Regions from separate parts of the Homo sapiens genome. Here region 2 is linked to region 1. A link is an interaction called in ENCODE POLR2A ChIA-PET data of the cell type or tissue named here. Cell type or tissue: IMR-90. All regions are shown on one strand. Each heading gives the region's core, and the rest is flanking DNA. Links, peaks and the distances in the headings are about the cores only. Region 1 overlaps MICAL2 (microtubule associated monooxygenase, calponin and LIM domain containing 2). Region 2 has its middle 6.9 kb from the start of LINC02989.

Evidence for each region. ChIA-PET counts read pairs that join two places held together with the same protein. Peaks named below come from ENCODE experiments on the same cell type or tissue, not always from the same donor. Only the 100,000 strongest peaks of a DNase experiment are listed, where the experiment ranks them.
Region 2: POLR2A ChIA-PET joins it to region 1 with 5 read pairs; 10 of 35 experiments call an interaction of 5 or more read pairs at or near these places.

Annotation. Positions count from the first base shown.
Region 1 is chr11:12,148,508-12,153,883 of GRCh38, reverse strand. The region is part of intron 2 of MICAL2 (microtubule associated monooxygenase, calponin and LIM domain containing 2); the gene reads right to left. Among named protein-coding and RNA genes, the nearest start is that of MIR6124, 12 kb to the left of the region's middle. In IMR-90, for the core only: no CTCF peak of the experiment used is centred there; DNase peaks (open chromatin) are centred at 2,813 and 3,793; H3K27ac peaks cover 1,634 bases.
Region 2 is chr11:12,077,250-12,082,625 of GRCh38, reverse strand. No RefSeq gene overlaps it. Among named protein-coding and RNA genes, the nearest start is that of LINC02989, 6.9 kb to the left of the region's middle. In IMR-90, for the core only: no CTCF peak of the experiment used is centred there; DNase peaks (open chromatin) are centred at 2,335 and 4,535; H3K27ac peaks cover 1,611 bases.

The sequences.
Region 1 (5,376 bases), core at 109-5,108:
TGCATGTGACCTGAATCATCTTGATCCCACATTGGGTGCCCAGGAAAACTGTGAACTCTGAATCCCAATTTCTAGGAGGCCAGCCTATCTCAAAACTAACAGTGAGAGGTGACCACAATAAGCAAATTCATAGAGACATAAAGTAGAATGGTGGTTACCAGGATCTGGGGGAAGTGGGGAATGGAGAGTTATTATTAAATAGGTGCAGACTCGAGGTCAGGAGTTTGAGACCAGCCTGACCAATATGGTGAAACCCCATCTCTACCAAAAATACAAAAATTAGCTGGGTGTGGTGGCACGTGCCTGTAATTCCATCTACTGAGGAGGCTGAGGCAAGAGAATCGCTTGAACCTGGGAGGTGGAGGTTGCAGTCAGCCAAGATTGCACCACCGCACTCCAGCCTGGGTGACAGAGCAAGACTCCGTCTCAGAAAAAAATAGGTGCCAACTTTCAGTTTATTCTGTGGAAGGATGGTAGTGATGGTTGCATAACAACATGAATGTACTTAATACCATTAAATCTTACAATTAAAAATAGTTAAAATGGGCCAGCCACAGTGGCTCATGCCTGTAATTCCTGCTCTTTGGGAGGCCAAGGTGGGAGGATTGCTTGAGTCCAAGAGTTCAAGACCAGCCTGGGCAACGCAGTGAGACTCTGTCTCTACAAAAAAACAAAGAAAAATTAGCCGGGTGTGGTGGGGTGCGTCTGTGGTCCCACTTGTGGTACTTGGGGAACTGAGGTGGGAGGATTGCTTGGGCCCAGGAGGTCGAGGCTGCTGTAAGCCATGATCATGCCACTGCACTCCAGCCTGGGTGACTAGAACAAGAGCCTGCCTCAAAACAAACAAACAAAAAAAAGGTTAAAATGATAAATTGTATGTTATGTAAATTTTACCACAAAAACAATAATAAAATGCAAACAAAAAAAAAAACCCTACCACCACTACCACCATCACCACCTTCTATAAGTGGGAGCTGCCCAAGGCCAGGGAATAGAATCTGTGGTCTAATTAATAATCTTGCTAACTTTCTGAAATACTTTTGAGTTAAAATACAATAAACAAAATAAATCATTAGGTCAATGAAAGACATTTGCTGTTTTTTATTGGTTCAATGAAATATTTTTTACCTCTTTTTAAAAAGTCATCTAGGCTTCTCTCATTCTTTCCAAATCTCATTTGACCGCAGGAAGCCCACCAAAGCTCAGCCTTGCCAAGTTCCCCATTTTTATCTCCTATTCTGTCTTCCCCAGACTCTCACCACAGGTACACTCCTCCCCCACCACTCTGCACCTGTGAAATATTCTTCAACACCCCAGGGAAGGTTGGGCACCAGTTCCCTGGTCTTAGCTCTCAGGGCCTACCATACATCGCCCTACCCAGGAAGAACACTCAGACCCTGTGTTCCAACAATTCCTATACAGAGTGGGTGGTGCCCTAAATAAGCATACCCATATTGCTCCCACACAAAGTAGATGGGGCCACAGGCACACAAGCACTACTGTCTTGCACACCACATCAGGATGTAGTCTTTGGTCTAGACCTTTGATTCTTTTTATTCTTTTTTTTTTTTTTTTTTTTTTTTTTTGAGACAGAGTCTTGCTTTGTTGCCAAAGCTAGAGTGCAGTGGTGCAATCTTGGCTTACTGCAACCTCCACCTCCTGGGTTCAAGCGATTCTCCTGCCTCAGCCTCCCAAGTAGCTGGGATTACAGGTGCCTCCCACCAGGCCCAGCTGATTTTTTTTTTTTTTTGTATTTTTAGTAGAGACGGGGTTTCACCATGTTGGCCAGGGTGGTCTCAAACTCCTGGCCTCAAGTGATCCACCCTCCTCGGCCTCCCAAAGTGCTGGAATTACAGGCATGAGCCACCAAGCCCAGCTAAGACCTTTGATTCTTAATACTCTCCTGCCCTTCTTTCATCAAACTCCAAAATGCTAGGATCTATAGATCAAATGAGAACAGCATCCAATCCACCAGTGAAAGCTAAGCTGAGAGGTGTCTTTGGAGCCTTGGTGGGTGTTGTGGAGATGAGCTAGCTCACCACCAGCTGGACCGCTCCTTCCTCCTGGACCCTTGCTAGCAGCTGTGAGTCCAGGTGACCAGGTTCTAAGTCATGGAATCCAAGCAGGAGTGGCGCATGCCACTTCTAAGACCGACCCATAAGAATCCCCCATAGTGGTTTTTGGTGCCTTTTCTACTTCTGCCAGGGCACAAAGACCTTGGAAACTGTGTGTTGAAGTTGGTGAGCCACAAGAAGGAAGGGACCCAGTCCCCTGGATGCCTGCATGGGGGAAAGCCCTCTTTGACCAGAACACATGTTTTGGACTTTACATATGTGAGCTATAAATATGCAGTATGCGAAGTCACTGAGAACTGGGAACTTATCTCTTAGGCAGGAGGCATTACCCTAGCTAATACAGTAGGTATTAGGAGTGGGTATGTCAAATTTGGCCTGGATCAGAAGGCATTCCTTCCCAATGTGAAGGTCAACCACATGGGAATTAAGATGTCTCTTACCCGACTGTTGCAGGCCAACTTCCAATAACAACCGGGTCCGTCATTTTACATTTTACCTTCTATTAGTACCTTAGTGTTCTGCAAAAGTTGCCTGACCCCCAGAAATAAGCCTGCCCACCCCTCTACGTAGGCACTCACACATGTGCAACCTATCTTGAAAAAGACATCCTTTCCCTATTTGCAAATAGCATAAGACAGGAGACTAGAACAGATAAGCTAGTTCATTTCCTTGGTTTCAGAAACACCCCCAGGCACTCAGCTCTTGAGTCCCTGGAAGCCAATGTGATGTGGTAGAAAGAACATGGGCTTCTGAGTCACTAAGTACTCCTTTGAGCAAGTCATAAACAACATAGGGTTCCTGTGAAAATTAAACGGAGGGGCCTCTCACAGCGCTGAGCCCACAGATGAGCTCAATAAGCGTCAGTTCCCGGGAAGCTGCGTGGGGATAACTCCTACCACCTCAAGCTCTAGGTAGCCCAAACCAAACCGAGGCAGAAATGGATACATTTTCACATAAAAGTTGAGGGTAGCTCATCCTCGCCTTAACCAACTCTCTGCTATGGTAAGACGACTAAAAACAGATTTTCCACCAAGTCTCTGCCCGGCACCCTCTTAAAGGCACTCTCCAGGGGAACCTTTGTATCTAAATGGCACTGCGTCTTGCTGAAATTAGGCCTTTGGGACTTGATGCCAGTACAGTAATTAGTCTGGAGGATATAGAGGGATGCTGGGGAAGAGGCATCAAAGTCACAGCCAAGTGAACTTGAAAAGGATTTCTCTATGCCTATTCACTGTGTGCATGGTACCACACCTGGAGCCCAGGACGACTGCAGAGCCGCCCCACCCAGAGCAGCTCGCAACCCAGCTATATCTGATGGAGTCTGTCCCCCAAAGATCCCCTATGTTTTGTGTGCATTTTTTGTTTTTGTTTGTTTTTTTTTTCAGACAGGATCTCACTCTGTTGCCCAGGTTGGAGAGCAGTGGTACGGTCACGGCTCACTGCAGCCTTGACCTCCTGGGCCAATCTCCCTGTTCTGAAGAACTGTACCATTTGACCTCATTTTTCTCAAACACGCTTAGAAAAAGTTCAGTGCTCAACAAAAGTTTATTTTTGTTTCTCTGATTTGTGAATTTATCAATATGAAGTCATTCCCCAAAATGCGCACAAATCCAACCACAGTTAGATCTATATTTGCTTTTATGGGAGAAAACAAATAGCACTCTTCTTTCTTCCCCTCACAGCCTAGGTTTCCAAATGAATAGTCCAGCCTTGCAATGTGCACTTCCTCACCTCCCACTCATCCATCAAACCACCACAATCTGTTTTCTCCTCACAGGCCACCCGGTGCATCAAACCAACGTCACCACCAACTGCTGCTAAATGCAACCGCCACTTATGGGGCCTTATCTTGAGGCCCCATAGAGAGGGCAGACCCCTCTCTACTTGCCCCTGAAAATGAAGGTTCTGGTCTTCACTGTCATGGACCGTAACACTCCTACAGTTCAACCAGTATCTGTGTCCTCATGACTCCCCAGGCTGTACTTGCACCACACAGCTCCCTGCTGCATTTCAGGCCCTTGTGTCACCAACAGTTGGACATTCTCCTCTCACTATCTTATAGAGACCTCACGTGTGGCCAATTTCCCTTGCAACCCCACCTGTTCCTTCTCCTGCAGCCCCAACCTCAGTGAGCAGCACCATCGTGACTCTGCAGCCAAATCCTTCGAGTCAAATTTCTCTGCCCCTTTTCCCTCATCTTGCAGAGCCAGCCAGTCACCAAGTCCTGCCTCTTCAGCAGCCCTATTTACTGCCTCCCATCCTTCCTAGGAGGGTCAGGTCTCCACCTGCTGTCACCTGGAACTCTCAAAATCTCGTAAAAACATTTCCTGCCTCCAGATTCACCTCCCTCCAATCCACCAGCCTAGTCCTCAAACTGTTGCCAGAGAGATCTTTATTTCAAAAATGTGCACTTAGTCAGGTTCCATTGCTGTTCAAAATCCTTCAACAGCTCCCTGACAATCTGCAGGGTGAAGTCCAAACATCTTAATGGAGCAAAACAAAAACTACCTTCGTGATCCAGCCCTAGCTCGCCCCTCCAGCCTCTACTCTCATCACTTCCCCGCCCCCTCATACTCTAGACTCAGGAACCATTTGTAATTTCCCGATAAACTCCACTCCGACACACTTCCACCCACATGCCTTTGCTGATGCTGATCCCTCTGTCTGGAATGCCTATCTGGACTCTGTTTACCTTGTGAAAGCCCAGTGGTCTTTAGGGCTGAAACATCAAAGGCAGCAGAGTGTCACAGGTCCCAGTTTGGACTCTGGAGTCAGGCAGACTGGTCACCAAACCCAACCCACCATTTACTAGGTGTGTGAGCCTGGAGGAGTTGCCTAACCTCTTTGAACCTCAGTTTCTTCATCCATAAAATGGGTATAATAACAGTCCTGACCCCTTGGGTGACTTCAGGATGAAACACAGTGACGCCTGGCTGGGCTGCATCCTTAGCTGCACTGTTCTTCTTTGAAGCATAATTTGCCCTCCCTGGGCCCCCTTTTCTACACTGTACTCTGGGGAAGTTTGTATGATGGTTTTGCACATACCCTTGCATTGATCTACTTGTGGCCCCTCCTACCTCACCTGACTGTGCGTTCTGAAGCTGAAGGCTGCAAGCCCCGGGGCCTGGTGCCCATGCCTCTGACAATGGTGGGTGCTCAATAACCACCACTGGTAGATACAATCAAATCAAGAGTATCGCACACAATTCAGGGTGTGTAGTGGCTAGAGTGTGGCTGCCCTTTGTCAACAACCCTGCCACTTCATCCAGGACCTGGCCAGCTCTGACCTGAGCTACCATGG
Region 2 (5,376 bases), core at 193-5,192, 71 kb after region 1:
CAAGCATTCTTATACACCAATAACAGACAAACAGAGAGCCAAATCATGAGTGAACTCCCATTCACAATTGCTTCAAAGAGAATAAAATACCTAGGAATCCAACTTACAAGGGATGTGAAGGACCTCTTCAAGGAGAACTACAAACCACTGCTCAATGAAATAAAAGAGGATACAAACAAATGGAAGAACATTCCACGCTCATGGATAGGAAGAATCAATATCGTGAAAATGGCCATACTGCCCAAGGTAATTTATAGATTCAATGCCATCCCATCAAGCTACCAATGACTTTCTTCACAGAATTGGAAAAAACTACTTTAAAGTTCATATGGAACCAAAAAACAGCCCGCATTGCCAAGTCAATCCTAAGCCAAAAGAACAAAGCTGGAGGCATCACACTACCTGACTTCAAACTATACTACAAGGCTACAGTAACCAAAACAGCATGGTACTGGTACCAAAACAGAGATATAGACCAATGGAACAGAACAGAGCCCTCAGAAGTAATGCCGCATATCTACAACTATCTGATCTTTGACAAACCTGACAAAAACAAGCAATGGGGAAAGGATTCCCTATTTAATAAATGGTGCTGGGAAAACTGGCTAGCCATATGCAGAAAGCTGAACCTGGATCCCTTCCTTACACCTTATACAAAAATTAATTCAAGATAGATTAAAGACTTTAATGTTAGACCTAAAACCATAAAAACCCTAGAAGAAAACCTAGGCAATACCATTCAGGACATAGGCATGGGCAAGGACTTCATGTCTAAAACACCAAAAACAATGGCAACAAAAGCCAAAATTGACAAATGGGATCTAATTAAACTCAAGAGCTTCTGCACAGCAAAAGAAACTACCATCAGAGTGAACAGGCAACCTACAGAATGGGAGAAAATGTTTGCAATCTACTCATCTGACAAAGGGCTAATATCCAGAATCTACAATGAACTCAAACAAATTTACAAGAAAAAAACAAACAACCCCATCAAAAAGTGGGTGAAGGATATGAACAGGCACTTCTCAAAAGAAGACATTTATGCAGCCAAAAGACACATGAAAAAATGCTCATCATCACTGGCCATCAGAGAAATGGAAATCAAAACCACAATGAGATACCATCTCACACCATTTAGAATGGCAATCATTAAAAAGTCAGGAAACAACAGGTGCTGGCAAGGATGTGGAGAAATAGTAACACTTTTATACTGTTGGTGGGACGGTAAACTAGTTCAACCATTGTGGAAGTCAGTGTGGCAATTCCTCAGGGATCTAGAACTAGAAATACCATTTGACCCAGCCATCCCATTACTGGGTATATACCCAAAGGATTATAAATCATGCTGCTATAAAGACACATGCACACGTATGTTTATTGTGGAACTATTCACAATAGCAAAGACTTGGAACCAACCCAAATATCCAAAAATGATAGACTGGATTAAGAAAATGTGGCACATATACACCATGGAATACTATGCAGCCATAAAAAATGATGAGTTCATGTCCTTTGCAGGGACATGGAGGAAGCTGGAAACCATCATTCTCAGCAAACTATCGCAAGGACAAAAAACCAAACAATGCATGTTCTTATTCATAGGTGGGAATTGAACAATGAGAACACATGGACACAGGAAGGGGAACATCACACACCTGGGCCTGTTGTGGGGTGGGAGGAGTGGGGAGGGATAGCATTAGGAGATATACCTAATGTTAAATGACGAGTTAATGGGTGCAGCACACCAACATGGCACATGTATACATATGTAACTAACCTGCACGTTGTGCACATGTGTCCTAGAACTTAAAGTATAATTAAAAAAAAAGAAAGAAAAGAAAAGTAAAAACTAAGTGGCCCAAAGTCCCACTGATGAGACAAACTCCTTGGCATTAAAAAAAAAAAAAAAAAAAAAGATCTCATGCATGTTATTTATAGAGAAAGGTGTAAAATGAGAAAAAGCTAAATCCTCTTCCTTAGCCTCCCTTTCCACAGGGACCCACTAATCAGAGTTTCTTACTTTCTAGAAGATTATTTCTTTAGCCACCAGACCCAGAGCAAAGGAGGATTGGAGAATTGCTCTGTTAGAGGTCCCACCTGAATGGGGACAGACCCAAAACATTCCAGGCCCTCTGACCCCCTCCCAAGCATGCCTCCGTGCCCTGGCTCCAAGTGCAATCTTGCTAATGGACTTGGGCTGCCTCCCGCTGCCCCCCCGCAACTCACCACGGCACCGCCTCTTGGGGAAACTCACAGCAAAGGAATATTTACTGAATGAGAAAGCCCTAAAGGGAAGAATTTTCCCACTGATTACATGTCTGCTGCTTGAGAACATTTACTCTTATTTTTTCCAACAGTGATTCATCCAGGAATCATCAGAGACAGCCTGATGGGGATGATGACGTTTTTCCCTCCCAAGCTTTGATCAAGGTTATATAACTTTGTGCTGGTTTGTGCTTAGAAGCCTCATTTCCCCTTTGCCACTCACCCCCAAAACTTAGGGCAGAAGACCGTATAGTGCCTGGGGTTTACATTAGTACAAAATCACTTTCATTCAGGATAAAGTTCTGTATCCATAAACATGCCTTTACATGACACCGGGCATACACGACATGGGACCTGAAGAAAAGGACAAGGCACTGAATAATTTTTATTTATTTATTTCTTTATTTACTTATTCATCACGTATGTAGTGACTGAGAATTTGCCAATTACCAGGAACTGCCCTAGACGTTTAACACTTTTATGTGAGCCTTAAAAGATAGACGCGTTCATGTCCTTTGCCTACTTTTTAATGGGATTATTTTTTTGTTGTAAATTTGTTTAATTTCCTTGTAGATTCTAGATATTAGACCTTTTTTAGATGGATAGATTGCAAAATATTTCTCCCATTCTGTAGGTTGCCTTTTCACCTTGATGGTAGTTTCTTTTGCTTTCAGAAGCTCTTTAGTTTAATTAGATCCCATTTGTCAATTTTTGCTTTTGTTGCAATTGCTTTTCGCAATTTGGTCATGAAATTTTTGCCCGTGCCTATGTCCTGAATGGTATTGACATGAACAGACACTTCGCAAAAGAAGACATTCATGCGGTCAACAAACATTAAAAAAAAAAGCACAACATCACTGATCATTAGAGAAATGCAAACCAAAACCTCATTGAAATACCATCTCATGTCAGTCAGAATGGCAGTTATTAAAAAGTCAAGAAACAACAGATACTGGTGAGGCTGTGGAGAAATAGGAAGGCTTTTACACTGTTGGTGGGAATGTAAATTAGTTCAAACCTTGTGGAAGATGGTGTGGTGAGTCCTCAAAGATCTAGAACCAGAAATAACATTTGACCCAGCAATCCCTTTACTGGGTATATACCCAAAGGAATGTAAGTCATTCTGTTACAAAGATACGTGTACACATATGTTCACTGCAGCACTATTCACAATAGCAAAGACATAGAATCAATCTGAATGCCTATCAATGATAGACTGGATAAAGAAAATGTGGTACATATATACCATAGAATACTATGCAGCCATTAAAAGGAATGAGATCATGTCCTTTGCAGGGACATGGATGGAGTTGGAAGTCATTATTCTCAGCAAACTAACACAGGGACAGAAAACCAAACACCGCGTGTTCTCACTCATAAGTGGGAGATGAACAACGAGAACACGAGAACACAGGGAAGGGAACAAACACACCGGGACATTTTGGGGAGTGGGATGGGGGAGGGAGAACATTATGAAAAATAGCTAATGCATGCTGGGCTTAATACCTAGGTGAGGGGTTGATATGTGCAGCAAAACACCATGGCACATGTTTACCTATTGAACAAACCTGCAAGTCCTGTACATGTACCCCAGAACTTAAAAAAAAAAAAAAGATAACCATGTTTTCCGAGGCCAATAAGGGGAGAAAGGCAGCTCAGAAGTAAGGCACAGTGTGTGCAGAGGTGCAAATGTCTGAGAGGAAATGCAAATCACCCACTATGATTAGATTCTGGAGTAAGCGAGGGCCAGTGGCAAGCATGAAGCTGGAAAGGTAACTCGGGGCTGGATGATGCAGGGCTTTCAATCTCAAAATCATCAATGGGGACTTGACTTTATTTAATTAATTAATTTATTTATTTTTGAGACGGAGTTTTTCTCTTGCTGCCCAGGCTGGAGTGCAATGGCGCAATCTTGGCTCACTGCAGCTTCCTCCTCTCCCAGGTTCTTGTGACTCTTCTGCCTCAGCCTCCCAAGTAGCTGGGATTACAGGCACCTACCACCATGCCTCGCTAATTTTTTTATATTTTTAGTAGAGATGGGGTTTTGCCATGTTGGCCAGGCTGGTCTCGATCTCCTGGCCTCAGGTGATCTGCCCGCCTCTGTCTCCCAAAGTGTTGGAATTACAGGTGTGAGCCACAGCGCCCAGCTTGGGACTTTATTTTAAAGGCCTGTGGGAACCATTGAGGGTTTTGAATAGGAGAGCTGAATCACTCAGGGACCCAGCAGAAAGAGATGACACATTCAGATGAGGGTAATTTGAGGAGTCTTATGAAGAGACTATTTACTAAGGTTTGGGCAGTGTGTAGTACCACTACTAGGTGTAATGCTCTATGCAGAGCAAGTGATGTCAGGGCTACCGAGCAGGAAGAGATTCGGAAGGAGCAGTTGCTGAAGTCATGTGAAGGTCACTTTGGAAGAAGCTGTGGCCTTTGGTTGCAGTGAGGAAGCTAGGGCATAAATACCCCAACCTCACCCTCCCCACCATCTGACCCCCTGCAGGTTCCCTAACACTGGCCAAACCGAACAGAAGCCAGAGCCAAGGGAGGCCATTGTCATGGCCCATATGGGTCAGCCTCCCAGGGCAAAAAGCAGGATAGAGAAGGGCAGAGAGTGGATCAGAGGAGCAAATGAAAGATGTCCTGCATGAGTGGTGTGATCGGATGAGCTGTTCAGCAAGACCATCTGGGCAGAGTGGAGAATGAAAAAGGCAGAGGGAGGAGGACAGGAAGAAAGTTCAGGATCTGAATTAAGCATCATCATGGAAATGGGGAGGAAGAGAAGGATTCGAGGTAGAACAGAGACAAAGGAGGAGGGAGGCTGGATGGTGGCACCATTAACTAGCAGAGGGAGTCTCGAAGAGAAGGCACTGCTATTGGACAAAGAAATCACTCTTCCAGCCAGCAAAGGTTGCTATAGGTGGGAAGACAGATGGCTTCCCATGTCCCTATGCTGGGCAGAATCATAGCGGTTTCTACTGTCCTTCTCCTTCCACTTCTGTGCCTTTTTCTCTACCACTCAGCAGCTCCTGAGTACCCATGTTAGTGTAGGTCTGCCCTCCTCAAGGTTCCCAGGCTGCAGAAGGATTTCTCTGCCCCACTTCTCTCCCCTGT